5 separate regions of the Mus musculus genome follow, and regions 1, 3, 4 and 5 are each linked to region 2. Evidence: chromatin loops called from intact Hi-C (ENCODE). Cell type or tissue: heart. All regions are shown on one strand.

What was found. Peaks named below come from ENCODE experiments on the same cell type or tissue, not always from the same donor. Only the 100,000 strongest peaks of a DNase experiment are listed, where the experiment ranks them.
Region 1: a loop joins it to region 2, with 1.9 times the contacts of the local background. A loop is called at or near these places in 2 of 42 quality-filtered maps.
Region 3: a loop joins it to region 2, with 2.0 times the contacts of the local background. A loop is called at or near these places in 3 of 42 quality-filtered maps.
Region 4: it touches region 2 in a loop (2.3-fold over the local background); 4 of 42 quality-filtered maps call a loop at or near these places.
Region 5: a loop joins it to region 2, with 2.7 times the contacts of the local background. A loop is called at or near these places in 3 of 42 quality-filtered maps.

What each region holds. Positions count from the first base shown.
Region 1 is chr10:3,832,038-3,837,037 of GRCm38, reverse strand. All of the region lies in intron 2 of Plekhg1 (pleckstrin homology domain containing, family G (with RhoGef domain) member 1), which reads right to left. Among named protein-coding and RNA genes, the nearest start is that of Gm30164, 75 kb to the right of the region's middle. In heart, a CTCF peak has its summit at 2,773 (motif pointing left); DNase peaks (open chromatin) are centred at 1,247, 2,177 and 4,827.
Region 2 is chr10:3,629,224-3,634,223 of GRCm38, reverse strand. No RefSeq gene overlaps it. Among named protein-coding and RNA genes, the nearest start is that of A330032P22Rik, 86 kb to the left of the region's middle. In heart, a CTCF peak has its summit at 3,045; DNase peaks (open chromatin) are centred at 43, 203 and 3,373; H3K27ac peaks cover 472 bases.
Region 3 is chr10:3,715,409-3,720,408 of GRCm38, reverse strand. A330032P22Rik (RIKEN cDNA A330032P22 gene) reads right to left here and starts at 2,251. Exons shown (of 4, transcript NR_169108.1): 1 at 2,222-2,251. In heart, CTCF peaks have their summits at 2,327 and 4,619; DNase peaks (open chromatin) are centred at 1,918, 2,258, 4,748 and 4,908; H3K27ac peaks cover 823 bases.
Region 4 is chr10:3,570,121-3,575,120 of GRCm38, reverse strand. No RefSeq gene overlaps it. Among named protein-coding and RNA genes, the nearest start is that of Iyd, 32 kb to the right of the region's middle. In heart, CTCF peaks have their summits at 1,023 and 1,977 (motif pointing left); DNase peaks (open chromatin) are centred at 1,020 and 1,970.
Region 5 is chr10:3,941,009-3,946,008 of GRCm38, reverse strand. It overlaps Plekhg1 (pleckstrin homology domain containing, family G (with RhoGef domain) member 1), which reads right to left. Exons shown (of 17, transcript NM_001159942.1): 12 at 85-118. Among named protein-coding and RNA genes, the nearest start is that of Mthfd1l, 30 kb to the left of the region's middle. In heart, a CTCF peak has its summit at 1,928 (motif pointing right); a DNase peak (open chromatin) is centred at 4,698; H3K27ac peaks cover 666 bases.

The DNA.
Region 1 (5,000 bases), 200 kb before region 2:
CCACCTGTGTATACTAATACATCACAGCATCCTGATTTGACCATTATATACCACCTGTGCATATTAATACATCACAGTGCCTGATTTGACCATTCTATACTACCTGTGTATATTAATACATATATCACAGCAGCCTGATTTGACCATTATATACTACCCACGTGTATTAGTACGTCACATACACCAATAAATAAATAAATAAATAAATATATATATATAATTATGTATTTAAAAATTTAAATATCTTCACATACTCATTTAAAAAACCTCCACCCCTGATGTGTTTTGTTCCCTCACAGGCTCTGAATACTGTCACAGAAAGTTAGGAAATTTTGCCAGGAGAGTTTGGGACAAGAGAGAAAAGGCTGGCCTTAGAACATGGGAACTTGCATTGGGGCTTGCTTGACCAGTAAGGAGCTCCGGAGGCTCCTCCTCTAAGCTCTGCTTCCTAGGCTGAGAGACAAAGCAGCAAAGGCAGGTGCTTAGCCTTTGTACCACCATGACTCACATTCGTGTTCCTAATGAGTCCCCTTTAGCAGGTTACAATGTGGCCTGGCCTTAGAGCTTCTTCTACCTTCTGGATATCTGGCTGAAACAGTTTCTCTCTTACAACAAAAACTTTCTCTCTTACAATAAATATATGTAGACTATTTAAAAGTAGTTTTGTTTTTGTTTCTTAAAGACAGGGTCTCCTATAGTCCAAACTGGCATCCAACTGGCTGAAGATGAACTTCTGTCCTACTTTCCAAGCACAAGGATAACAGGGAGGCCCTACCATGCTTGGTTAATGTGATGTCAGGGATTAGAATCCAAGGCTTCCTGTGTGCTAGTGGAGCTACATTTGCAACCCTGGTCCGAGTCTTCTTGCAAATACTTAACCGAAGAAACATGGGCCAAAGTCACTGTCACAGCTATACAAATGACAGCATTTAGCTTTTATACCTCTGTAAATTGGTAGTTAAATAGAACCAGATGGTCCACACCAGTGCAGGAGGATGGGGGTTAGTAGCAGTTCAGACAAGGATCTTGAATTTGAGGCAAGCCTGGGCTAGCTAGCAACTTCAAGAGACCTGTTCTAAAACAAAACGAGAAGAGGAGCTATGTAGATCAAGAGCGTACCATATCTAGGAAAAACATCTGGAAATCCTTCGCTTTCAACACGTGCCGGGATGAAAGAGTCATTCCATTTACTGCTTAGGAAGCGCTGGACTCAGGGTCAGATAGAAGCCATTCAAGGGGCAGCCGGCCAGCTCTGGAAGCTCCAGGGAGCTTGTTGCTTTTGGGTGCCAACTCGCTTACGCAGCTGGCTCTGAGTCTCTCCATAGGTCGGCCAGCAAGACCAGAGAGTTCTAAGTAAGCATCTTTAGAAGTTCAAGGTCTAGACAGAATAGAATGAGGTCAGGTATTTATCTCAAAAAACTTTTTTTTTTTTTTTTTTTGTGGTGAACATGCATTTCAGAAAGAACCACAAGAACCTTTTGAACCAGGTTAACACGAGGCTTGCATCTCCGTCATCCGCTCTATTGTTGCCCCAGAACAATAGTAATGAAATGGAAAATGAATATAGATAGTGGGAAAATCAGGAGCTAAGCACTTTGTCCATTTCCCATATCAGAATGGCGACGGAATAGAATCTAGGCTAAAAGATGCCAGAAGCCAGTACCATACCTTCTCGCTCAAACCTCTGAACACAGTTCCACTTTCAAATGGAAGCTTTTGAAGAAAACGAACATAGGAATAAATAGCTTTTGCTTTGTGCCCTGTGAAGGTCTCTAGGTCTTTGATGAGGAAAAGGAATACATTGCCCCTTGAGTAAGCTATCCAAAATTTATATAAGCTAAGAAAAAAAAAAAAAAAACCAGACTGTAGAGCTGTTACTTGTAAGCCAGTAAGCTTGTGTCTATCTCCCTGAATCCCTTCATAAAAAGTTACCCAGTCACATCAAAGTGTTAACCACATACCGTGAATCCGAATCCCACCTTGTCTCTGTGGGGCGGCTGGCTTCAATTCTGCTCTTCTAGGGGAGCTCCGATTCCTCCACCCTCTGACCAGTGTGCCCACCATGGTGGTCGACAACATGTTCCTATGGTCTTGCTGGGGTGAAGGGCAGCCTCCTTGGCTGCCACCGGCAGGCAGGAGGATCATGTCCTCCTGGGAGGTGCTCCACCCAAGGGAGACAGGCCTGGGCAGTTCCTCCCACCTCTGTCCTCCACCCACATCCGCATCTTGCCTGTGTCATGAGACCTCTCTCAGGAGGCTCAGGGAAAGTATGGGAGAGGAGACAAGAAACAGCAGACAATAGCAAAACTTAAAAATGAGACTGAGGGACAGAGGCAAGCAAATAGAAGCACCTATCTCTATGTATGATATGGAATTACTTTTGATTTTTTTTTTTCCCTTAGGACTAAAGACATTTTCAGCATTGAAAAATGGCTGTGAGAGAGGTGAGGTGGAGTCTACCAGTTTGCCTCAGACTATCTTTCTCTGCCATACTGGGTATGAGATTTCTTTATCTCACTTCCGGGGGACCATCCTTCCCCCGCAACAGACCTGGTTTACAACCTGAGTGTTTACTTTAAGCATTATATTGGTCTTTTAGGATGGAGGGGTTAAGAGACTTAGCAGTTCACAGCCATGTATATTCTCAAAGCCTTTTCGAAGATGAGCTTATTGCAATGGAGGGATCATCTTCTTTTATGAGCTGGCTGGTGGCCTCTTTAAGAGTACTGAGACCATACTAATACCCCATGCTGACATAGGTGCCCCCTACTGGACAATATGTGAGGTGCACACAGGTGAGAACAAAATCTGCATTAAGCTGGGGGTAGGGGAGAACTAGGTAAGTAGTTCAGAAGATAGGTAAACTACACAAATCTCTTGACTTGACCACAAGGTTTTAATTATTGCTTTTTATTTATTTGTTTGTTTAAAGGCAGTATTTCCATAACCACATATCAGTGTTTTAAGGGTACTCACTTTACATATGCCATTTCCATACTTAGTTAGCTTAGTACTACTTTGACTCTCACCCAATCCTGTCCTATTGTCTTTCACTATAGTCACTACCACATGCTAATTCTTGCTGTGCCATTTCTGTGTAATCCTTTCAAAATGTCATGAAATGTTGGCATCTGTTGTAGAGAACGGAGGTAGAAATGGAGGATGGGAATTTATAATAGTATGCAAACGAGAAGCTCTGGGGTCTATTCACACCACACCTTGACCCCAGGGTTAGATCAGGTCCCATGGTGGGGTAGAAAGGGCATTTGATAGGAAGTATGGTTCCTGGACCTCCCGCGGTCCTCCTGTGGCAGTAAGCATCTCCATTCCTTTTTGGAATGGTGTTTCCTTGGACTATGGGTAGCTCTGGTCACAGAGTACTGAGCTGAGCTATGGTGGGCTCAGAGAGAGCTACTTATAGGGCAATGCTACCTCTCTTACAGGGAAAAGGGCGATGAGGTTTCCACAGATCTCAGTTCCTACCACACCCAGACTCACAGAGACAGGCTTAACCTGCCTTCAGATGGGGCTACTCCCTGCACAAGTATGGTGGCCTCCAGAGAAGGATGGCATTAGAGCCAGGATGGGCACTGGTGGAGGCCCTGAGGCATGGTCCAGTGTCTCATTAGGAGAGGATAAGGAGGCAGAAATATGGCTGTGTGTTACCTGGAGACATATCTCTTTGTGACCCCCGTATCCAACTGTAATGGACAGAATAGGCTGCGAAAGGAGCTGTTAGCATCACAGGAGAGACTCTGTCCATATACAGAGAAGTCATCTTTGCCGTGCTGAGGGTGAGTGGAAGAGACAAGAGCAGAGCTAAAAGCGAAGGTAGGTAGTAAGCCCAGAGAGCATGACTAACTCCCTCCTAGGAGCCTCCTCTCTAATCATTCCTGCTGCTATATCATTGAGAGCTGGGCTCCAAAGGGCATAGAATACATAGGGCTTGTGGTTAAAGCTGTTTTTAAAAAGCACAGCAAATGGCTCAAATTCAGACATTCTGATCCCTGCAGAGCCACTGTTGACAGCCACCAGAGGGGACGGAGAAGTTCATGAGGAGGGCAACTAATGAGGCCAGAGGATGTGGCAAGTACAATTCTCTAACCTCCACCCACCCTCCTGTGCTCTTGTCACCAGGAGACAGGTGAATCACAGTCCGTCAGAAACACTAAACCGTGCTTGCTCACTGTTAACTGTTGTTACGTTTGCTCTGCCTTAATCAACCGGCTCTTCCCCAGCCTCACTGGGCCTCAGAAAGACTTCACGGGCTTCTCAGGACTTTCCCCAAGGGGCTCCTTCTAGACAATGTTTGACACAGGGCCAGGAGGCCCACAATATCTTCAAGGTGTTAGGACCCATCGTCTTTATCAGTGTTTGCTCCCGCATAGTACATCTAGTTAGCACATGCTATGCTGTGTGAAGTGACTCCATTCCATGGTCCAACGTGCATGGACACAGAGCTTATGTCTCTCTACGCCCATCCTTTATCTCTCTAGGACCCTTGCTTGCTTCCACTTTAGGTGTTACCCCAGCAGCAGGTGCTATCTGTTAGCATCACTTATCTTTGCTCTGCTCCACAGGCCCTTGTCATTCCCATGGTTCTCTTGCTTGTGATGTTTTAGCCCAGAACACACTTTGTCAACATTGTCCCACCTCTTCCAGCCCCACACAGAACGATACTCTTGATACCACTGAGAAGGGTCCCATAGGTACAGTCGCTCAGCGCTTAGCAGGATGCTGGCCTATGCTTGCTGGCGGCAGCAAATAGACCCTCAGTATCCATAGCCTCCCCCACAGGAAGCTGAGCAATGACCATGACTGCTGTGAGAAACAGGGACAGGAAGAGGAAGAAGAGTAATGTCCTGCCCACGAGGTCAACTCCACCCTTCCCAGTCCATACAAAGGTACTTCCTTAAACAGGTCACCCTGCAGCAGAGCTGAGTTCTACCAAAATATACGGTGAGGACATGAGATCATGCTCCCCCCAGAGCTGACTTTTT
Region 2 (5,000 bases):
AACTGTGACAGCCACCTCCTCCCTCAAGTCTGAGTAAGAGGGTGTGGGGGAGGTAGGGAGGATGGCTCATGCTTTTCCTCAATGAGGCAGGGGGAGAGAGAAGATGGAAAGAGGAAGGGGGATGGAGAGGGGCAGGGGTTGTGGATCCTATGGGAGGAGGGGGACACTCCAGGCCACCCTTGAAACAAATGTTTCCAGTGACTCTCTCACATAAAAACAACTCTGCCTCCTCCCCTGCAAGAGCCCAACCAGCTGTTTCCACTTCCGTAGCATCTGGTCACTTACTGAAGTGTTTACTAACTTCTCATGCAGAACTTTTTAAATAGAGGAAAACCAGGAGCTTGTCTGTACCAACTAGACAACAGAGATAAGGGAGAATTCAGAGACAAACAACAGAAAAGCAGAATTAAGGCCTGGAATCCAGGCTTGATCAGGACAGCGGATTGATTGCTCTTCGAATCTGTGACTTTCCCAATCATTGAGAGGACTGAGCCCTCTCTATCCCACAGTGATGCTGGATGTAATGGACTACAAGGAGACCAGAGCTGCTCAGGAGCAACCCAGGATGACAGCAGGAACAACATCATGCTCGAAAGCCAACACCTGTGAAGCAAACAGAATCTCTGAGCTTGATCTCCAGCTCTGCCTCCTGGGAACTGTGTGACATGGGGTGAATTACTGACCCTCTCTGAGCCACTGTTTCATCATTTACCAAATGGAAAGAATAGTATTTGCAGTACTAACAATTTAAGCTTATCCCCAACTAGCTTACAAATAAATGAGACTCAAACTATGGTTATTTTATTTGGCGTTGACAACTACAGGGGTCACCTCTAATCTACTCTTCTAACTTCTGGCTTGGCTACCTCCCCAGCAGTGTACCCCAGATACTTGCTGAACCTCCAGACCATGAGCTCATTGTTCCTCTGCCCTCATGGCGGCTTCTTCCTCCTCTTTCTTCCTGGTCTCTCCTCCTCTGACCAGGTCACTCTAAACCCACCCACCTCTAATCCTTCCAGTAATTGGCTGTATCCAATTGTATTTAACCAATAGTTTTAAATCAAGGAACAAAGTTTGTATAACAAAAGCTTGTAATCATGAGAAGTCATTCGTAGACCCAGACGTCCTTGTATAAAAGCATTACAATACATAGCAATAGACCAAACCTCTACAAGTATTAGCTTCATAGGCTTGTTGTGGAGTTAAATAAATTAATATAAAGCACTTTTTTGAAAAATATTGCTTGGCCTTTCCTAAGCATTTCAGCAGCATCTGCTCTCTTTACTATGAGTACATGTAAGTTCTCACAACTACTTTAGAGGGCACAAAGAAATGCTGTTTGTTTAATACAATGAAGAGTTATTAAATCAAATGGACTAACAAACCCACCACCTCAAATGCACAATGTGTTTCTGAAGATTTTCAAACTTACTTTTGGAGAAATACTAAAATGTGTAGTGGCCAATTATTTTATTTGTCCTATTGTGTCTATTATCAGTTCTGTGATACTGTTAACAAGACACCTGAGACCATACACCAGCAGAAAAGAAAGGCTTACCTTGGCTCATTTGTAGACTACAGGAGCAAAGGACATTCACCTTGACTTGAGTTTCTATAGGTGGCATGTCCCTCTACCATGAATGGAATCCTCACCTGCTGAGAGAGAGAGAGAGAGAGAGAGAGAGAGAGAGAGAGAGAGAGAGAAAGAGAGAGAGAGAGAGAGAGCGCGCACAGCATGTAAACTCTTTTTCTTCCCTGTTGTGATTTCAATGTGAAATGTCCCCCATGGTCTCCTGTGTTTACACATGTGGTCCCCAGCTGTCTGGGAAGGTTGTAGAATCTGTAGGTCCTAAAGGCTCTCAACCTTGCTAATGCTGAGACCCTTTAACACAGTTCTTCAGATTGTGATGACCTCCAACCATAAAAGGATTTTGATACTACGTCATAACTGTAATTTTGCTACTGTTATGAAGCATAATATAAATATCTGATGTATAGGATGTCTGATTTGTGACGTCCCTCATCCCTCAGTTGAGTACTACTGCTTTATGTTTATGGCTATGCTTAAAGTTTATGGCTGAGGTATTTATTAATAAATAATTAGTCTCAGAAATGTCATTCCGGAAGCTGGGGCTAGGAAAGGGAAAACAGATTTATTTTTACAGGTGATCATTAACGCTTGCAACGTTTCTGAGACACATAGAACCTTTGACACCTCCATGAGTTGATCCTCCCCTAGCCCCACATGAGGGGGGAGCATCCTTGTGGCTTTTAGCAGAGCCTGGAAATAGCCTGGAAATGGGATGTTAAATGGCTAACATCTTCCAGCCCTGTCTTGTGTGAACATAGAGTCTTCAGGCTTCTTCATCCACCAGTCTCAGCCTTGCTTCACCCCTCTCCTCACATCAGCAGCAAGCACTGTTATCAACTGAATGAGCTTTCAAGGATGCATCCAGGTGTCTGTTATCCGTGGTGCAGATTAGTCCAGCTCATGGCCAACCCCTCAGCTTGCCTGGAGCCTTCTGATCTTCACAATGCCTATGATTAGATAGATGCCTGACTACAATTCCCATTGTTTGACCTCCCAGAGCCAGCCACCCTTGGAAAGAAGACAATTCAAGGGAACAGGGTGTGGAGAGAAGAAAGAGACCCGCACCGCACAAGGTTCTATTATTATTATTTATTATTATTATTGGATATTCTCTTTATTTACATTTCAAATGTTATCCTCTTTCCAGGTCTCGTCCCTGCCAGGTTCTTATCCCCTGGGACAACTAACAAGATTTCCCTCCTTCCTCCCCATGGATAATTGGAATGCAAACACCTTCCTTCCACAGGTCTGTACCCCTTTCAGCTTCGAACCTGATGGACAAAAGAACAGAAAGGTCCATAATACACAAGGCCAACTCTAGGGCTTGTTCAGGGAAAGCCATGTAAATTGGTCTGGGTAACACCAGCTAGTGTGAAATCGAAGCAAGTGACTCATATATTCATTTGCTAACTGTCCTTTGAGTGACTGTCAAATGTGCTTGATACAGAACAGTGACTTTTACCTACCTACAGGGGGCTGGGCCCCTCGCTGTCAGTTTACATTTAGGCAGCATGAGTGGTTCCAGAGAATCCTGATTTCTTATGCATGAACTGCTGACCCCAGCACTGGTGCTGGAGAGGGACAGGAAGGAAGGTGTCCTTCCACTGATTCAGGGACCTCCGGGCAGCGTTTTCCAGCATGTCAGCAGACTCCACATTGCTTTCCTCCCCTCCCTCTTCCGCCCTACCATTAAGCCCTGTCCCTGGAAGCCCTCTGCAGTTGCCAGGAATCACAGACATTAGGAAACAATCCAAAAAAATGGGTGGCTACTTGGCATTCCACAGCCCAGTGGCCACACGTGGGCCTTGGTGTTGACTCTGGGTCATAAGTATGGAGACAGTCTGGTGCTAAGGAAGGAACCTGGGCCAGCAAGAGGACTTCAGTGACTCTGGAACCAAGCAAAGGCTGACAGAGGGGCAGAAAATGTCCAACTGTACTTTTCAGTGGTTCCCTTGCCTATATACTTTAAAGCCATATGTCCCAGAGTTGAGCTGAGGGTTATGGTCACCAGTGTAGCAAATACAACGGGGACAGGGCTTGGGACAAGATCAATTCCCAAGAGTGGCAACAAAACCAGAAGTCCCAGCTGTCAACTTACCTTCTGTAGTGGCTATTCCTGGTTGTCAACTTTGTAATGTATATTTGTAATGAACTACAACCCAGAATTGGAAGGGTCACCGGTGACCCTAATCTAGAGGCTGGGAGATAGAAGTTTCTGACCTGGATCTTGGTATGGAGATCTTGAGGCCTAGTGGCTATGGATTCCAGAAGATTAAGACAGGGAGATCTCAGAGTTCAAGGTCATCTGGGATTAAAGGTGTGGTGGAACACACCTTTAATCTGGGCTACACCTTCTGCTGAAGACCATATAAGGACATTGGAAGAAGGGAGTCGTGCTCTCTCTCCTTCGCCTGCTTTCCGTGTGGTACTGAGTAACTGCTAGATTCTTGGACTTCCATTCACAGCTACTACTGAACCATTGTTGGGAATTGGACTGCAGACTGTAAGTCATCAATAAATTCCTTTACTATATAGAGACTATCCATAAGTTCTGTGACTCTAGAGAACCCTGACCAATATACCTTCCAACTGAAGGTGGCAGGATATAGCTTCTCTCCCCCCCTCTCTCTCCCTCTCTCCACCCCTCCCCCTCTATCTCCCTCCCCTCCCTCCCTCCCTCCCTCCCTCCCTTCTTTCTTTCTTTCTTTCTTTCTTTCTTTCTTTCTTTCTTTCTTTCTTTCTTTCTTTCTTTCTCTCTCTCTTTCTTTCTTTTAAAACTTCATTGAGAATTTCATACAATGCATTTTGATCATATGCAATGTTCTATCAACTCCTTCCTGATCCATCACCATCTCCCTACTGACCAATTCTTTTATGTTCTCTTCAGCACCCATAGAGACAAACTTGTGCCATCTACAGATTCTGGGTCATATGGCCTTATGTAACAAAGGCTACACAAAGAAAACTGACTCTTCCTTTCGAAACAGCTGTAAGACGCCAATAGCTCCTTGGTTAAGAATGGAATATTATAACCACCCTACCACCATGCTGAAGTTTTGTCTGGCTTGGGATTGCATGGCCCTTGAGCATGCTGTCATAACCTCTGTGAATTTATATATGCAACTGTCTTGCTGTGTCCTGAAAATACTCTTTGCTTATTGTCATCCACTGTCTCTGGCTCATGGAGTCTTTGTCATCCTCTCTTCTGCCATGATTCCTGGGTCTTGGAATGAGAGGTGAGCATTCTATTAAGTTCTCTGTTCCTTGACAAGCTGTAAGTCTCTATATTAATCATGGCTTATTGCAAATAGAAGCCCCTCTGATGAGGAGTGAAATGTGCACTAATCTATGGGAATAATTATGAGTCACTAGGAGTCAGTTTAATAATTTATTCACTTAGAAGAATGAT
Region 3 (5,000 bases), 86 kb before region 2:
TGGGAACAGGCCTCTGATTCTTCCCTTTAGCCAGGGATGGGGTGATGTGGAGAGGAGCCTGGGCAAAGGGTGAGGTCTCTAGTTGCACTGTCTAGAAAGAACTGCAGAGCTGCAGGGTGAGGCTCCCAGAGTCTCTGCTCCCTGCTGTGGGAATTAACAGAGCTCTGCCATCACACCTGTGAGACACTCTGGGGTGCTGCTGCCTGTGACTGTCATTTTCTGGCATGACTAATGTAACAATTAAACTTATATTCTCTTAGATCTTCAGGGTTTTCATCGCCTAGAGATAAATATTCCACATGTATCTTCAATATTTTAGTATGGGTTTTAAAGAGAAGCAGGAGTTAAGTGACATTGGTGTCTTGTCATTTGCAAAAGTGGAATAATGGGGACACAATTTTATCTCATGTATGTGTTCTTTCTTTTACAACAGAATTTCTTGATATTGATCTGTGACATCACAGCCTAGAGTCTCTAACCTGAAGACAGCTTCCGTCTTCCTTAGATGGAGAAGTAGGTCTTGGGAAGCCAAGGACTGTCTCACATCCAGAGCCAGGTACCTTTTGCATGTTGTTAGAATATCACAACATGCGACCCACTTGCTGATGAGACATGAGGCTTGGTTCCATGCAGGGATGGGCTGCCTCCTCACTGTACTAGCAAGGTCATGGAAGAAACTGATCCTGAAGATTGTGATCACTCAGAAAGAAATCTTGGAGGAAGGTTGGGATTTGCAGTGTTTCCCTGTTCCTAAGTTATCCTGGGCATTGTAACTTCAGTGGAAATCCTTCCAAAGACATGGTAGAAGAAAAACATCAGCATACCTGTTCTGCCAATATTTCTGAGTTATGCTAATATCCATGTAGTAACCCAAGGGTGGCCTGACAGCCAGTTGGGTCTATCACCTGGAACCCATTTATGAGGACTTTTACCATCTCCATAAATCCAGATCCCAAGGAAATTTATCTTTGTTCTTTACAACAAAGGCAAAAGAATTTCTTTAATATTTGACAATCACCAATATGCCATTTTATTGAAATTTTTTAAAAAAGAAGACAAATTATCAGGGGAAAGCAGCATCCCTTTAGCTCACACTCAGATGAGGGCATCTCAGGTTCAACTAGTCATGCCTCTTTAAGAAGTAGAACTAGTAGTTAGTTTACCAAGAATGAAGGCTTATCTTTAGTGAGGACGACAGGACATTGTATCGGAATGAACTTTCTGTCTCCTATATTATGAGAAGGCATGCTTCATCCTCCAAGTCCATAAGAACATATGACACAGATACATATGTTCAGCTACATAAAGATATAGTAAAGAATTCTGGAATTACATATAGCACGATACTAATAATAGTTGACTCAATGGAGAAGGGAGGGGGATGAGTGGGGAAACACACCTGCAACATAAATATATCATCAAGGGGGCTTCAGCCTTCTTTATATCATGTTCACATTTTACGTAGAGAAGAGTTTGTAATCTCTGACTTATTTCAAGACACTGCTCTATAGGCCCTCCAGTTATTCTCACCCCCAACAAGGAGTACAGCTGAATAATTCAGATTTTGTACGACACATGTATGCATATATGTGTCCTGAACAGAGTTTTATATCAGTAACAAGAGAAAGCAGCCTGCTGAAGCTGGTTATAATTAGAAGCATTATGCTCTGTGTGGAGGCCTTCCACAAATAGGTAACAATACAGTCCCTTCCTCCTCTATGGAGAATGCTGCCCCTAAGTCCGAGTTCTGGCTCTCGATTGAAAGCCATTGTTGCAGGCTCCAGTCTGTCTAGCTTCAGTCCAGATAGGAGGCTAGGAAAGTCCCTCCATCCACTTCGAAGGAGGAGCTGATTCTCAGAACCACAGGAAGAGGAGTCGGGGAGAGAAACGGAAGGAAGCTGGCAACCCCTCTTCCCTGCTCTCAGGCCTTCCTGCTTCCCAAACCCATTCAGCGCAGTCCGAGGTGACCAGCACCCTTCAAGCACCAGCGGAAGGAACTGCCCTCCAATTTCCTGAGGGTTCCGTACCTCCCCAAAGCACAGCATGTCTGTTCTTCTGCCTACTGCGATCCTGCATGTCCTTCAAGGCACAGCTCTGATATCAGAACCAGCGTTTAGCCTCCCTCCATGTTCTTGGCCAGCTGTCACTGTTGTCTGGCCAGTTCCCTTCCCACGTTTAGGTATGATCAAGTGGATCTGAAGAGAAGCGATTGTAAACTCACCGTGCTCAAAGTCCTCATCCCATGTGACACAGATGGGAAGGGCTTGGCTCTGGACACAGAGCCTTGGCATCCTGTTAGATTTTCCTGTGGTGGCCCTAGAGATTGGCTCCCCACCAGGCAGAGCGGAGTGGAGAGTCAGCCTTCCCTGAGTAGCTCTTTGCTGTAGGCTTTCAGGAAAGTCTCTTTGATCTTCAGTGTGGGAAGGAAAGGGGTGGTACTCTTCAGCGAGAGACTATAGTAACAACGATCTACTCCTGGCTTTGTCAGGGTCTCAAGAGAACGAAAATCCTCCTTTGGTCTCCAGCAAGGAGTGGGGGCAGCATCTGTCTGAGAGTGGAGCCTACAGTCCAGGGACCTGGGCTGGAATCCTGGATTCCCTCTTCTACAGGTTGAGATCCCTGAGCTGCTAACTTAAAGGTTCTGGACTCCAGTTTCATCTTCCTATCTAAGAAGCAGGGAAGCAACTGGATCTCCTCAGAGAGCAGCTATGGGGTCCTTAAAGGCAAAGAGCTTTAATTAGCATATGATGCAAGATTGAAGAAATCCCACATTTTTATTAATGTGTTAGTCCAGGTTCTCTAGAGAAATAGAACTTAAAGAATGACTTTGTATGTATGTATGTATGTATGTATGTATGTATGTATGTATCTACCTCTCATTCATCTATTAGCTATCATTCATATATTTATTATGTATTTTTTATCATCCATTATCTATCATTCATATACTTATTATCTACCACAAATCTATTTATCATCTATCTATCTAAGGCATTTATTAGAGTGGCTTACAGGCTGTGGTCCAACTAGTTCAACAATGCTGTCTACCAGCTGAAGGTCCAAGAACCCAGTAGTCGTTCAGTCCAGGAAGCTGGATATCCCAATTGGTTTTTAGTCTATGCCAGAATCCTGAAGAAGTAGGCTCTAATGACAATAAATAGTCTTGTTAGCAAGAACTAGAGCAAGCATACAGAGAGCAAACTTCCTTCTTCCATGTCTTTTAAATACACTGCCAGCAGAAGGTGTGGCCCAGACTAAAGAAGGATCTTCCCTCTCAAAGGTCCAGATTAGAAGTGGGTCTTTCTACTTCAAATAATTTAATTAAGAAAAATACTTTGTCACAAGTATGTCCAGCCATTCGGGTTTTAGTTAGTCCAGATGTAGTCAATTGGACAACCAAGAAGAGCCATCACAACTAGATGAAACAAACAAACAAACAAACAAACAAACCCCTCTGCTGTCTGACTAATAGGTCAGGATGAGGTGTTTTTCAAGGGGTCTTGCTAGGGATCTCCACACCAGACAGACACTGGCTCTGGAGCAGGCATGTTCTCTTAACCCTCAGGAGCTCTTTGAGGCCAGCTGCAGATTTGAGTTGTACCAGCCCTTCTTCCCTGTTCTTTCTTCTTTATATGGTGTGTGTGTGTGTGTCTGTGTATGTGTGTGTGAGTTGAATGATCCTGTTATATGCCAGATGTATACACTCTGACTCATTTTATTGGAAGTTACTGAGAAATGAGTTAAATCAGCAATAGTTTGGAATGCTCTATTTACTTAACTGATACCCTGTAGATACTACTAATTGGATAGATGGAAGTTTAGGAGTAGAAGGCATCAGGCTAGCCCCAAGCCATTCCTCCAGGCACTTGGAACTACCCCACAGAGTGACTCAATACTCCCTATTTGTAAATCCCAGACTTGATGCCGAGATATATGGAACAAACTCATTTTCTGCACCCCATGGAGGAGAATTTGAAAAGCCATTAATGTGACCCATTTCTCACCAATTTTCAGTGAGTTCTATAACATCTTGGAATTTTTAACAAGAATAACATCTTTCTTTTAGTTGTTATTCATAAGCTCAAAGTCGATTTTCAGCGATTTTGACCATTTTCTATTTGGTCTAATTTCACATTTACACCATCATTTGCTACTATCGGAAACAATTTGTTGAGGAACTGGTAAGAAAAGACAAGGACAATATGAACTGAGCAGACTGGGAGGGTGCAGGGCACTAACACTTGTATCATCAGCAGCACCTGTATCCCAGTGATTTTAAGGGGATCCTCAGTGACGAGTTAAGCATAGTCTCTTACCCATTCTGCAGATGGGAAAGTTGGAGTATAAGGGTCATCTGGCTCCCTTTGTGAACTCTGTTGTTATAGAATTTATGTCTGGTTCCTAGTTATACTGCCTTACATTGGAGGAAGTGAAGGTAGAGGGCTTTAGAACCAGAGAAGGTGAGCTGGAGGTGAAGGCAAAAGATGACTGGCATTGGATATGCAGGAACGAAGCCAGCATAGCAGCTGGCCAACTGTCAGTACAGCTACAGCAACCAGCAGCACCCCTCTTTTTGCATGAGCTGAATCTCCTGGGATGCTGTGCCAAAGCCAACTCCTGCTGGAGAGCACGCTCTGTCACAGCTTTTGCTTTCTTCTGGGTCTGCTGCACTGTCCCACTCCTGCTGGGGACACCACTGCTTGTTGGCCTCTGTCCTGGGTCAGTGCACAACCCAGAATGATCTCTGATGACACTGGGAGAGGACATATGACCCATGCTAGTTAGGGGTCAGTGCTCTGTCTGGTGGAGCACAGGTTGTGTCAGAACAATGTGAGCAGGGCTTGCTGGAAAATGCTGACTATCATGGGCCCTGGCAGAGCAGACCCTTCACATGGCAGATAGACATCCCTCAATAGCTCAGCTCTCCCCGTTCCCACACAGCCACCCAGGACTCTGAATGGGCACATGGAGATCCAGGTCATCTGAAACCAACCATGGAC
Region 4 (5,000 bases), 59 kb after region 2:
GTGTTTTCTTATAGGATGTGCAATTTGTAAAGTAAATGTGCCTTGACAGCATATTTCATAGCATCTGGGTCAAAAGAACTGTCAGGAGGAAGGTAGGGCTTAAAAACAAAAGGCGAATAAAGGTTATAAGAATGTTGTAATCACATATAGATATTGATCCCACATATTCAAAAACTAAAGATGTCCTACCACAGAACAGCTATCCAAGTGCCACAAGATTCTTTTTATGTCACAGAGAATGGGCCGGTTAAAAATAAACTCTTTAACCGTATAGTTCTAGAATTAAAGGTCATCTCCAGAGACTGCAGTAATACAGCCATAAATAGCTCCTACAATCCTGTTGACACAATCGAAGGCTGTTTCTCAAACACCATTAAAAAACAAAAACAAAAAAAAAACCAACTCCCCCCCCAAAAAAAACCCCAACCTAGCTCACACCCTTGCTTTGTAATTGGACTCCATTCTTTTTGTTCTTTCTCTGAGCAAACATGGTGCCACAGAGAGTGGAGGAGAACTCAACAATGGGGTCTATTCAGCCCAGTCACCTGGCACCTTGAATTTGCTGTCTTGTCTTCGCCATTGTCTACTCTGGGGGGCTGGTACCACCTCAAGAGGCTTGGGAGAAAGTGTGTGTGTGTGTGTGTGTGTGTGTGTGTGTGTGTGTGTGTGTGTGTGATGTTTGCCTGTGTGCATTTATGTATGCAAGCTGTCTGTCAAGGTCAAAGGTCAACCTCAGATATGTCTCCGCCATCTTGTTTTTTGAAAGAATTTCTCTCACTGGGTCCTGGATGTGTGTAGCCTAATGGGCTACACTAACTGGCCAGTGTGCCTCATCAAGTACTGTAGCAACTGAGCCATCTCCCCAGCCCTCCGTGGGATTTCCTCATGCTTTGCCTCATGAGGTCTCAAAGGCCAATATTTCTGGGGGTAACAGCAGGGACCCAGTGCCCCAATTTTTCAGCTTTCACCAGAAGTCAGAACCTCTTACAAGTTCTCACGGTCTCAGGACAGGCCCCCTGCTGGTCATATGCAGTGACCTCGGGCTAAGTAAATCTATTCTCTTTCCTTTGTTGAAGCTGAACTTGTCTGTCATGAAGCCCTACCACACTTCTTCCCTGGGGTGGATGCTGGTGGATACCACAGATGCACTGGGAGGTGGCCTATGTTAAATGACCATGGGCATAGTCTCACTAAGCTGCTTGGTCCTGTGGGTACAGCCCCTGACTACAAATAAAACTTTTACTTTTGGGGAGAAAAAATTTTCAAAGATGGATAAATAGAATAATTAAGGGCTTTCTGGATGTCTCAGTGGCCTGCTGCCAGGAGTTCGATCCCTGGATCCCACATGGTGGGAAAAAAAAGAAGAAAACCAAAGGTTCTCCTCTGACCTCTGCATGTGTATCTTCATAAATAAACAAATATTAAAACATAATAAATAAAAACATTAAAACAAGTAGTTGTTTCCTTTAGGTCTTTGGATATTTTCTTTTTCTGGGATCTTCCTCAAAGCTGGAGAAGGCATTGCAAAAGACATGAATGACATCCTCATAAGAGATGGAAATTTTATTTGCTGTACAAGAATTTCCTGTATATTAAAGATGAGTGATTTTTCCTATGTATCTCTATGTGTACAGAAGAAAGGAGGCCCTGGGTGCTGATGTAACCATATGGAAGACTAAAGAATGTGTGACAGAGGAATCATGAAAATATTTGAACAGAAAACAAAGAGACATGGCCCTTCTCAGCCTGGCTCCAGTTACGGAATAGTTGACTTTGATGACTAACTGCAACACATCTGTATTTACACGATCTGGAGGGTATAAACTGCCAACACATAGGAAACCTCTGGTGGGGGTAGGAGTGGGGGGTGGATAACAGTCAGCTAAGCTCCTTTAAGTATCTGATGATGTCATCTAGCAAGACTCATTGTCCAAGGTCTGGCTCACATCTGGCAAGACTGTGCCATCTAGTGGTTTCACAATGGCTGCCTCAGATGGGAATTGGATTAGAAGAGCACCTTCCTTGTATTTCCCACCTGCTATAATGAAAGGAGATCGAATCCTCTGCACCCTCATGTGGCGAATTTGTGGCTACTGTCAAGTTTCTTGGCCCAAGCATGGAGGAAGAGCTCATGAGCACCACACGGATGCCAGATTTCAAACTGCTGACTTCATCATGACCAAGTGTCTACTCCACGCCCCAAAGACTACCATGGCTGTGCTCCAAACACCCGATGGCTCTGTAGACTCAGCCGCTGCCCTCCGCAAGGTTGCTTGCTGAGGAGAATTTTGACCCTTTTTAGTATAGATGCCAGGATGTGGTGAAGGTGCTAGGACACACAGGAGAATTCCCCGTCTCACTGGCCATCCTTCAAGAAAGCAGAGACCACCTCTTGCCCTTTTGCTTTCCTTTTCCCCCTCTCTCTCCGTTCCCTTCCCCCTTTCTCTCCACATTCTCATGGCCAGCCTCTACTCTTCTACTTCTCTACTCTCTCTCTGCCTTTCTCTACCTCTACTACCCTCTTGACTCCCCTCCCTATGCCCTGAATAAACTCTATACTAACCAACTAACTGTATACTAACAAACAGAAACAAGAAGAAAGCAGAGACAAATGCTCTCCCACCACCCTGCACTAAACTTCCTAACTGAATGCCTAGTGATGCTTCTGCCTCTCTTTTGCACTGGTTGGAACCATCTCATACTTTGGCCTTTGCTTGGATCTGGGCAGGTCCCTGCTCAGCCATCTCCATCCTCAGTTAGGAGAGGGGAACTCAGGGCCAACCATGATAGTGTAAAAAAGAAGCCAAGAGAAGGAAAACCAGAGAACAAGCCCCAGCCAAGACAGAGTTACAGTGCATCTTACAGGTTGCTTTGAAACAACTGCTCCTTCTAAGAAGATCCACAGAAACGTCAATGCAAAGAATGGTGTGGTAACTAAATGCATAATAAATATAAACAATAGTGAAATAATTGAGGTGGGAAGAAAGCCTAGCTTCACCCAAACCCTTAAGGCTAGCGTATTCCACATCATGTTATTCATGGTGATACTTTTTTCTAATAAAATCACAGACTTAAAGTGCACAGCAATATGATTTTTTAAAGTATAGTCACAAGTCCATGAGGTTATCAGCTCTGATTAATTCTAGAATATTATTACAGCCTCAGGAGAAGTTTTATGTCCATAGCCATCACTTCCCGTTAGCCCCTTCCTGCTGCAGACCTCGGTCACCACAAGTCTACTTTTTGTCTCTATGGACTTGTCCATTCTGACATTTCATATGAATGAAATCAAACAGCACTGATTTGTAGTGCCTGGCTTCCCTCATGGGCTGGTTGCATTATAATTCTTTATTCTTCCAGTGGCTTGACAGTTCCTCATGGTAAGGCTGTTCCAACTTTAGCTGTGTGCTCCTTGGTAGACGGACTCTGGGGTTGTCTCCACTTTCTAACTAAATTTGAATAACCCAGCCATAAATATCGATCTACAGCTTCAGTATAAATATGGTTTCAATTCTCTCAGGTGTATAACTGGGAGAAAAATTATAGGATAGCTTGATAATTGTATGTTTAAGTGTGTTATTTTCCACAGTGGCTGTACCACTTTATGTTTCTAGAGTTGAGAGAAGGGTGCCCAGTGGTAGAATACTTGCTGGTGTATAAGGATCCAGAATTTCACACACACACACACACACACACACACACACACACACACGAGAGCACTCATTATTTAGGTAATTTATTCCATCTATTTTGCATTCTTCCTAGGAATGTACAAAGGGCCTGTCTTAGTTTCTTTTCTATTGCTCTGATGAGACAACAAAGTAACATATAGAAAAGTGTTTAATTGAGCTTATTTTTACAGGGTTAGAGTCCATATAGTAGAGCAAAGACATGGTAGCCAGAATAGCTGAGAATTCACATCTCAAAACACAACAAGGCAGCAGTGGTAAGAGTGGAAGTACTTTCAAACCTCAAAGCCCAGCCCGTGACTCACCTCCTCAAACAAGGCCCCATCTCCTAATCCACCTAAACAGTTGTAACTGAAAGCATTCAAATGTATGGGCCTATGGGAGCCATCCTCATTCAAACCATCATGGGCTTAAGATTTTCATATCTTCACCAATGCCTACTTACAAAACATCTTAATAGTATAAAGTAGTCATTGGTTATATTTTATTTATTTATTCATTTTACATCCCAACTGCAGTTCCACCCTCTTCCCAGTCTCCCTTTTTTATGGCCTTTCCCCAACCCCTCCATCCCCTTCACCTCTGAGAAAGGCAAGGTCCCCTAGGTATCACCTCACCCTGGCACCTCAAGTCATTGTAGGCCTAGGCACATCCTCTCTCACTGAAGCCAGGCATGGCAGTCCAGTTGGAGAAATGGGAGCCACAGACAGCCAACAGAGTCAGGGACAGTTCCCACTCCAGTTATTGGGGACCCACATGAAGACCAAGCTGTACATCTGTTACATATGTGCGGGAGCCAAGGTATTTATACAAGCCCTTGTATGTTTTTTTTTTTTTTGGCTGATTGTCCAGTCTCTAGGAGCCCCAAGGGTCCAGGTTAGTTGGTTCTGTTGCTCTTCTTGTGCAGTTCCTACCCCCTCCAGGTTCCTCGGTCCTTCCCAAAACCCTTCCACAAGACTTTCGGAGCTCTGCCCAACGTTTGGCTGTGGGTGTCTCCGTTTGTTTCAGTCATCTGCAGGGTGGAGAGTGTCAGCAGACAGTTACACTAGGTTCCTGTCTGCAAGCATCACAGAGTATCATTAATAGTGTCAAGGATTGGTTCTTGCTGGTGAGATGAATCTGAAGTTGGGCCTGGCATTGGTTGGCCATTCCCTCAATCTCTGCTCCATCTTTTTCCCTGCACTTCTTGTGGGCAGGACAAATTTTGGATCAAAGATTTTGTGAGTGGGGTTACTGTCCTTATCCTTCTACTGGATGTTCTGCCTGGCTACAGGAGGTGGCCACTTAGGCTTCATATCCCCCCTCCTGAGT
Region 5 (5,000 bases), 310 kb before region 2:
ACAAGAAAAATAAATGAATTAAGTCTGCTTAAAAAAAAAAAAAGAACGCTAAGGAAACAACAACACAAAACAACAACAACTCACGGATGGCGTCCATTTCAAGAATCGCTTGCTTGGCCTGAAACAGAGAAAATGTAAAGACAACTAGTGAACAAGTATGACAGAGATCTACCATACCTAAATAAATGGATGCTAGAAGAAAAACAAAACCCTTACTATTTCTTTTGGGCATTAATACAAAGTTTAGGAGATTCGAAGATTATCCTAGGTACAATACAGCAAAGACTTGATGGTTAGTTTTAACAGTGATTTTGACACAGTTTAGTCTTACTTGGGAAGAGAGTCTCAACACTCAACCCTTTAATACAGTCCTTTATGCTGAGGTGACCACTTCAACCATAATTTTTTTTTGCTACTTCATAACTATAATTTTGCTACTGTTAGAATCATATTGTAAATATCTGGTATGCAGGATATCTGATTTCTGACCCCTGTGAAAGGGTCATTTGACCCCCAAAAGGGTCTCAGCTTACAGGTTGAGAACCTCGGGCATAGATCAAGTTGGCCTGTAGGTGTATCCGGGGGTGGGTATCTTACTTTTGTTAACCTGTATGGGAAGACCATTTGGTATGGGTCACAACCCTGGGGTTGTGTCCTAAACTACACCAGAGGCAGAGAGCTCAGTTGTAGCCCACAGACATTAATTTCTCTCTGCTCTGGACTCTGGATAGAATGTGACTAGTGGCTTCACGTTCCTGCCTTGATGTTCCAGTTAGGATGGAGTGTAACCTGGAACGGTGAGCTGAAATAAACCCGTCCTCCCCAAACTGCTTCTTTCGTCAGGGTATCTCAACAGCAAACGAGATGGTGGTACCCAAGTCTTTATAGAGAGATACATAACTTATACCGAGCTTGTACATGGCTTCCTATAAATTTTAAATTGGCTCTAGATTACTTATAACACCCAACAGTTAGTAAAGGCCTTACAGATAGTTTTATTCTGTATTGTTTAGGCGAGTAAAAACAAAACCAAAAACAACCCAAGCCCACTATGTACAGTTGCAGGTCAATCATTTGTGTCTAATCGCAACCCGTGGGGCAGCTCTCTCACCTCTTGGGATGTGCTCTCTCAGCTATAGGGTGGGACAGCAGGACCTACCTTTCCCAGTACCATTAGCATCAATTGACAGGCACAGCCACAGCCCCTGTCTCTACCCTTCTGGGGAATAGAGCCTGATGCCTTGAGGCTTCCTCTCTCCACACTTAGCATTTCTACCCAGAATGCTTTGTTGTTACTGTGGCCACATGTTGCTAATGCTTGGAAATAGACTGGGTTGTCTTACTCCATCAAGCTAGCAGCTGATGTAGGGGAGAGTCAGCTGAGGGGATGTTCCTTTCTCTCCAACGCTGTTTACGTTTTCCCCAAGGCTACTATAATTTGATCTACATACACTACATTATATTAACTAAAATGATTTTATTTCTAATTTGCTGCAATCTGGTATCATGGAAAAACTACTTGGGCTGAATGGTAATCACGCTTAATTAAAAAAATTAAAAATGGAGGTGCAGACAGGAAAGAAAACATTAACAGTCACTTTAATTTTGAGGAATATAGTCACCTAGTTCGTATACTTATCTTCTTACTATATACTGAGGTTATAGCTGGAGTTAATTTCAAACTCAAATGACAGCTTAATCTCTGGAAAGTGGTTTTCTAGTTCCATTTTAACACTTGACACATGGAAGCACTCCCTTCATCTTTACGCTCAATTAATGTGGCTCAGTTTGCACACTATGAATATAAATGGGGCATGTGACAAGTTCCAAGAAACTCCTTTACAAAGCTATTCCATAAGAAAGCTTAATCCCCTTAAGTCTTACAAATTATTTCAGAAAAGAATTCTTTCCACGTTGTCCACTAGGTGTCAGCCAAGGACCACTCGGGAGCTAGAGGTCTGGGTGGAGGCTGGCAGAATTCAGTGACCCATCGGCCACTGTGTTGACATTACAAGATGGGGTATACACGTTTGTTGTTTAAAGTGCCCCATTAGACATTTGTTTGATTTCACAGAAATAAACACATTTGGAAGGCCTTAAGAAAACAATTGAGTAGTCTTGATGAAAGACCTTTAAAAAAAACCCTTCATTTAATAACCCTACTTAAATAGAGCAAAAGAATTATTTTTAACATTTCAGTGGATAGAGTATATTAAGTCCGCTTTCCTTTCTAGTGGGGAAAATACGGTTTAGAGGTTCCTTGAGGCCAGATGTTTGGGTTTGAATCTGAATTAGGCCATGCACTGGTTGTAAAATGTGGACAGTGGACTTCCTGTTTCTGACTCTTGCTTTTACTTCTCTATCAGAGGAAGAACAGGACCTGTCTCCGAGGTATTTTACTGAGTGTGAAGTAAGAATACAGTATACTTACCACTATGGTTATGTGTTAATACATTAATACGCTGTAAATTAAAATCCATTTTAGATTCTAAGTGGACTAATAACTAGGGTGAAAGGAATAATTTTATTGTGGCGGTTTTAACTGTTTTACACATCAAGGGAGAGCCATCAGGAATATGTAGGATGGAAGGAAGAAGACAGGCAAAGTGAGCGGTCTCATTCGGTAACTAGCCTTTCAGAATCTTGTTAAGCAATTGGATTTTCCCAGGATTCTTGGGACCAGTAGGCGGGGCATATCAATGTCTCATGCAGAAGGGTCCAGCCTGAGTAACCACAGGAGAAGGTGATCGCGGCTCTGCGTGAGTTCCCTTGTATTGCACAGTGGTTGAAAAAGTAAAACTCACACTTGAGCACACACCTCTCTGCACAGATCCTAGAGGCCAGCCTGGATGTCTTTTCAAAACACATATGATCCCAGCACTTAGGAGGCCAAAGCAGGGGGCGTTCCAAGTTCAAGGCTTGCCTGGGTTATATATATAGTGAGACCCTGTCTCAACCAGCCAACCAACCAACCAAAGGCAAAGACAAATCTTTCCTTTCCCAGAATTTCTTCTGATTTTCCCCATCAGTACCACTCTATGACCCTGATGTCACTTCCTGTTCTACTTCTCTCCTCCTGGTCCCATCACAGACATCCCACCATCCTCACAGATGGCCATTCACACCCAACCCTTTTAGACTTTTGCTACGTCATCTCTAATAACTGTTTCCTCTACTCCACAGCAGCATGGTAAAGCCATCCCAGAACATGCACACACCAGCGTTGCCCTGCTTCTCAGGTAGGGTACCAGGGACCATCCTCAACTTCAGATTTCAGGTTTCCCACTGAACCAGCTGACTTCTGCAAGTCTCTTTCCCCTGTTCAGCCTGGAATCATAGTCACTGCAGCTACAGGCTCATGAGTGTGCAATGTTCTCTGTTCCCCAGCTCCACCTGTCCCCTCCCTGCAGAGGAACTCCTGTATGCCATGCTCCCTTAGGGCAGTTGTTAAGTGGTTTGTTATGACGCCATCAAACTGATTCACACAGCAGTCCCACAGCCCCAGTCAGGTCTTTGGCGTCTTCCAGATGGGACCTGAGTCACCTCCAGTGACAGGATCGTCTTCCTTTGCATCGAATCTGACTCTCTCCATTTTCAAGGACAAACCCTCTTCCTGTGTCGTCACTCACAGTAGTGTCTCTGATCCTTTATGATTTCCTAATTCTCCTCAGTTCCCCGCCAGACTCTTTCCAAGGCTCCTCTCTACCATCCCTGTGCTTACGGGCCCCATTCCTTCCACCTCCCTTGACAAACTGCTCTTCTGCATCCTGTTGCATCCTGCCTCTTAGTCTCCCCAGACAACTCAGAAACCTATATTGTGTTTTCCACCCAGATAGTGAGCTTTGCTTTGATGAGTTTTCTCTAAACTGCATCTTTTTGAACTTTGGGGGTGGGGCAGTCGGTACCAGTCTGTTCTCTAATTTCTTTCAACCCATTGCAAAAATCCCAGTTGTCGAACCCACACTCTGCATCTGTTTTGCCCTCTCAAGGTGGAGGTTCTTCTGTCCCCTCCTTCCTCACCAGCTGTCCCTTCCTGCTCTTTACTGGGTTTCTGCTGTTCTCTCTGGTCTTCCAGGTGCCCCTCCCCCAGCAGGTGACTTGCTGAGATTCCTAAGACTCCTCTTTTTTTCCCTAATAATTTTTTTAAAATTCACTTTACATCTCGATCGAAGCCCCTCCCCCTCCCCCTTGCTTCCCCACATTACAAGCCCCTTCCCCCATTACCCCTCCCAGTCTCCTCAGAGCAAGGGGCAACCTTGTTTCCTTTATACATTCTTGTGGGCCTTAGCCCTGTCAAGCCTTAGGGCCTCAGTCACTGCCTCTCCTAATCCTGGGCTGCCAGAACCTGAATTTCCACCTCCATTCACCGGCCAGATGCTCCTCCACTCCCATCTAACCAGTTAGGCCACCTCTGTGAGCCAGTCTGGCTAACTCCCAACCCAGAGGTCTTCCCGCAACTCAAGCACAATGTCAGAGGTGACTTCTGTTCCCTTTGCCTGGGTGACCTGCTTTGCATCTGCGCCTTGTGTTCTGCTCCCTAGACTACTTCCCCAGCCGCATTCCTGCCCCATTTCCTGGTCCTCCTGTCCCAACACCAGCTGTGTTTGGCAAACAGGGTGTCACTTGTGTTTTTGTGACTTTGTTGTCTCAGCCTAGTTCCGCCCTTCCCCCTCCCCAACTTCAGAAGGACATTCCTCACCCTTCAAGAAAGCAGGAGGTATTTTCCTTCCTGCCCTTACTGGCTAGACCTGAACACTTTGTCCTTTTGCCACCCCCCCACCCCACCCCCCCTCCCCGGGGCCACCTGGCTTTCAACGCTATTGTTTCCCCATGGCCGACAAACAGATCTGGGTTAGGCGGGCAGCTGGCTCTCTGCTGGTAAATTCCTTTCCCGCCAAACTGGGCTTGGTTTTCCACTGTTCCCACGGGACCCAACACAGGGGGATGGGGGTAGGGAATGGGGGGTGGCAGTGATTCCCAGTAGTTTAGTTTCTATTCTC